Linked DNA regions of Mus musculus: region 2 is linked to region 1. Evidence: chromatin loops called from intact Hi-C (ENCODE). Cell type or tissue: heart. All regions are shown on one strand.

Region 1 (2,500 bases):
CATAGACTGTAAATGGTTTTGCCTAGGTATTTGTCACAACAACAGAAGGATAACAGAACCCTAAAATAAGGCGCAGAGGTAACCGAAGTCATCCACCTATAACATAATACCTGTTAGAAGAGGGACAACCAAGAGAAAACAACGTAATAAAAATCACGTGTGCCTCCATATGTAAATACACAGACAGAGAGATACTGAAGACACAACACAGTGGTTATACGCTTGCACTTACTCAGAGTGAGTAAGTGCAGTCCAGGAGGCCACAAGTCATCCTGTACCAGATGCTTGGTGAAATGAGACAGGAGAGTAGGCATGGGTACAAGGACCAAAGGAACTGATCGCTGGCAGAGCATCCACATGCTGGGCAGCGTGGTCTCCGATAGTCAGAAGATGGAAGTCTTCTGATTCCAGTATGGAAAAAATGTCAATGAAAAATAAATTCCAAGTCTGGAAATACTCTTGCAAGTGAGCTGGTCCGTGTTTATAACTGTAATGTCAAAATAATTCTCAATGTTATGACATGGATTAGGGAGGCAACAAAATATCAAAGAAAAATGTCCCATCTTTTAAGACACGCAAGCCTTAGATCTCTCTTAGGATGTATTTCTGTGACATCTACAGATGCAGACAAATAGGTTTTACAGTCCAGCTGAATCAAGACTGAGTGGAGCCTGGTAGCTGTGGGCATCACTTTCCAAAATGCAAATGGGTCTCACTGGGAAGGATCTTAACAAAGCCAAGCTATCTTTCTTTTGCTTTTTGGTTGGTTGTTACTCTGAAATTTCAGCATATTTTAAGAGTGTTTTAAATACTTTGTGTCTCTATGTGAAGTAACATTTAGGGTTAGGCTCAAGTAGTTGCAGACAATTTTTCTTTTATATGACTGTTTGCGGGGGCCGGGGGGTTGTCTAAAGAGTGAAGATTTGACCTCCTTTTAGAGTTTATTTACTCTGCCTTTTAAGGCATGTAGCAATCCCACTCTGTGAAAGGCTAAGGAGTATGCCTTGCAAGTGTGGAAGCTAGTGTACCCAAGCATTTCTGAAAAGGCCTCTAGGGGGCAGTACCACCACTACTGAGAACCAACAAGATGGATGCTTTTAGTAGTGTTACCATAGGCTGATTTCTACCAGCTTCTCTTGTTTCTTTTTTATTTTAATTTTTATTTGTTTATTTATTTATATTTGGTTTTTCGAAACAGGATTTCTCTGTGTAGCCCTGGCTGTCCTGTAACTCACTCTGTAGACCAGGCTGGCCTCAAACTCAGAAATCTGCCTGCCTCTGCCTCCCAAGTGCTGGGATTAAAGGCATGTGCCACCACAGCCTAGTGCCTCACTTGTTTTTTGGTTGCCTAGAAACTAACCCATTGATTCCTATCCTGTCTGAGACCCTCGTGTGAGATTACTGGCTCTCTTGAGTGGCCTTCAAGAGCAATGTGTGAAGTAGAGGCCCTGGCACCAAGTTGGAGAAGATCTCTCTCTTCATGAGATCTGGAGAACTAAGCCAGGAGACAGACAGGCTGTCTTCGAAGCAGAGCCAAAGCAGCTTGTTCCTGAACAAGTGTGGGACAAGTGCAGAGAGAAAGAGCCTATTGCAAGACTCTAAAAGGAAGCAGTGTTCTCCAGCCTCTGATGTGCCTTATAGCAAGTAATAATTTCAGAGTCATTCAGAAAGATAAAAGTCTACTGTTGGAGCCTTGTGTGCTAAGTTGGTATGTTGAGTTCAAGTGAAAGAGAACCTGTGGTTGTTTGAGTAACTCTTGAGTTTAATCTGGAAAAGTAGGCTCTGACTGCACGGAATGTTGAAGAACTGGGTAAAACAGAAGAAATGGAACCCAGCTGGGTGGGTGGTAAGAGGGGGGAGGGGTGAAGTAGAAACTGTCATTTGTCAAGAACAAAGTTGAGTATGGTGATATATTCGAGCCTATAATGTACAAAGTATTTGAGTTCTTATTAGTTTTCACTCTCTAAGTAAATCACGGGAACTAAGGCTTAATTCTTAGTGTCCCAAACAGAGGGCAAGCAGATCAAAATTTCCAGGTTTTATTTTCAGTAAGTAAAATGTTGGGGAACGGTCTAAAGTATTCCAGATGGAACGTGACTTGAAGCGGGAGGGCAGGAAGGAGGGAGAAGGGTGCGCTGTTTCTCACCTTGACTTTACATCTGTTATTACTTTCTTATTTTCCTGAAATACCAGACTTGTCTCCACAAAAACAATCCCCTCTTCATGCACACTGCTCCCGAAGTTTCCCCTCCAAGAACACAAAGAAAGCAGAAGCAGACATGTAAGATTCCTTTGTTTCTAAACCTATCACTAGGATTGATTTTATTTGAGCGAGAGTTATCCTAAACTTCAATATCGCCTTATTTTTCAACAGAGCAATCATATCACTGCTTAAAGAAAGGGGTGTGATGTCAGGGTGTTTCAGTATAAACAACAACAACAACAACAAATCTCATTTTATGTTAAGGAAACCTTACACTTCACAAGCAGCACAATAGGA
Region 2 (2,500 bases), 80 kb after region 1:
AGGGAAGGGAAGGAGGAGTGGTGAGAGAGAAGAGAGAAGAAAAGAGGCAGACACAACAGCTCTGGCTTGCAAATACAGAGTGGGTCAGGATCTAACCTAGGGAAAGTCCTCAAGTGTAGGAATTTCTAGTGTCCAGGAGTTTAATGAAGCGAACCAAGACACCACTTATGGCACCAGCCAATTGTCCCTATTCCAGACCATTCATCTGCAAGGGCTTTGCTGGCCTTCAGCTTTCAGATGCCAACTCCCGGAGGCATAGCACCTGCTCAGGAAGAAATGAACAGGAGGCATCCTTGGTCTTCTGCAGTAATAGAATTGCCTTTGTCCTGCCCTTGAGTTATCTTACTTTGAATCTTGAGTCTATTTACAGACCATTTTTAGACTTTTATTGTCTCACATCAATGTTTCTTCACTTTTAAATCTCATGATCCAAGAGGGCGGGGTGGGGATGAGTCGCGCATCTAGGCTGGGAGGGCAAGAAGGCTGAGAGGAAATGGCATGGGGCAGAGAGAAGAGCCTGCCCGTGGGAAGAGGAACAGCAGACAAAAATGTGACCAAATGAGAGCAGCCGATGGATGAAACAGGAGGCATGTGAATGAAAACCAAACATCATAACTGAATATAGCCAGGAGGTCTCTACTTCAGGGAATTACAATCCCAGCAGGAAAACGTTACAACAAATACTTCAACAGTTACAACCAGGATAGATCGCAATGAAGAAGTACTTAAGAGTTACTGACCCGGTCCAGGAGGTGAGAAGGAAGGTGCTCAAGTTGGATATTTTTATACCTCCCCCCCCCCCCCCAAATAGAAATCTAAAACTAACTTACATTGCAATACGGTGTTTTGTTTGTTTTCCCCAAATGAAACCCAAGTACGCACCCTGCTCTACCCCACCCTCCACCCCCACACGGAAAGCTTCCTTCCAAGTCTGTGTCCTTTAGGTCTCATTATGGCCACGCTCCCTGCCCTGCTTCCCAAGCCGGATGTGGAGCGCCACCTAGAGTTTGACTGACACATTCTCACACATACCACAAGGATGCTTTAAATCCCAGGATATTCCCCAGGTTTTGAAGGTTGAATTTTAAAAATGTCTGTCTGTCTGTCTCTCTTTCTCTGTGTACACAGATTTTAATATATATTATGTATATTCAGTCTAATAATATGTTCAGTTTATATACAATACAAATTCAGTTTAAAAACAAGAGTAAGAAAATGAATGAATAGAGCAAAACCCGCTCTTAAATATGCAAATAAGGCGAGTGCTGTCACTCACTGGTGTTGGCACCGGACTGAATTAAAAAGTGAGTTTCTAGGAAATTCCAGTTTTCTCTAGGCCCCTTCCAAGAGTTGTTTTGCAAAGCTGCCAGAGAGCACTCTACACAATGGATTGAGAGTAACAAGGCCTACCAGCGACGTCTGAAAGATTTGGTTGGCTTGCTTTTAAAATCCGAAGCCAGGATTTCAAGAAGAGATCTTGTCCTTATTAATAGCTCTCTGACAAATTTCTGAGTGGTCTAAATTATGGAAATATTTCTACCAGTAAGATGGTCTCAGCTGTTGCGATTTATGGAGTGGGCTAACATTGCAGCTATGAAGGAAAGGGGAGGGGCACAGATCTGCCTGTCACTTTTACATCACCATAATGAAGGAAGTTGGCTCCAGCACCACAGACCAACAAGCTTGACAAAAAAGATGTAGACACAGCCGGGCGTGGTGGCGCATGCCTTTAATCCCAGCACTCGGGAGGCAGAGGCAGGCGGATTTCTGAGTTCGAGGCCAGCCTGGTCTACAAAGTGAGCTCCAGGACAGCCAGGGCTACACAGAGAAGCCCTGTCTCGAAAAACCAAAAAATGTAGACACAATTGCATTTCAAAGACATAAAAGTAACAACAGGACTTCTTTTCCCTCTCTACACGAAGGGAAAAGCAGAAGCATTCAGGTAAGGGAAAGCGCGCCCAGCCTTAGAAGCCTTGTTCATCAGAAACACTACTAGGTGGCTCCGGCGTCTTCCATCCGAGATGTAGAATCAAGGCAGAAGAACGGGGAAACAGGAGTTAGTAGAATACATTTGGGAAAGATGGAGGAGAACCCTTTGACTTCAACCTTGTCTATTCCTATAGCTGCCTCCCTTTCTGTAATATCTAGCCCAGAGTGGTAGTCAATAAAGATGTACTGAATGCCAAATGAGGGCTTACTAGAAACACTCATGTGCGTAGGGGAAAAATCAGTTGGTACCTATCTCCCTCCTCTGAGGGACAGGTAGGAAATGGCTTATTGGCATGTCTTCTCAGAAGCCTTTCCTGGCTGTTACTATTGCACCAAGTCTTTAGTGTTCCTGCTTATTTCTCAGTGGCTTATCTACACCGGATCCCTTCCCAGGTCTACAGGTGTCCCCTTGATCTTCAGTGTGCACCGCTTCACCATTTGCCATTTACGTCTTTATGGTACCACCAACCTTACACATCTCCAGTTTTGACCATTACTGTTTATACTTCTC

Evidence for each region. Peaks named below come from ENCODE experiments on the same cell type or tissue, not always from the same donor. Only the 100,000 strongest peaks of a DNase experiment are listed, where the experiment ranks them.
Region 2: it touches region 1 in a loop (2.9-fold over the local background); 11 of 42 quality-filtered maps call a loop at or near these places.

Annotation. Positions count from the first base shown.
Region 1 is chr10:120,586,321-120,588,820 of GRCm38, forward strand. No RefSeq gene overlaps it. Among named protein-coding and RNA genes, the nearest start is that of 4930471E19Rik, 49 kb to the right of the region's middle. In heart, a CTCF peak has its summit at 1,053 (motif pointing right); no DNase peak of the experiment used is centred here; H3K27ac peaks cover 394 bases.
Region 2 is chr10:120,666,202-120,668,701 of GRCm38, forward strand. No RefSeq gene overlaps it. Among named protein-coding and RNA genes, the nearest start is that of Gm35062, 21 kb to the right of the region's middle. In heart, a CTCF peak has its summit at 1,011 (motif pointing left); no DNase peak of the experiment used is centred here; H3K27ac peaks cover 116 bases.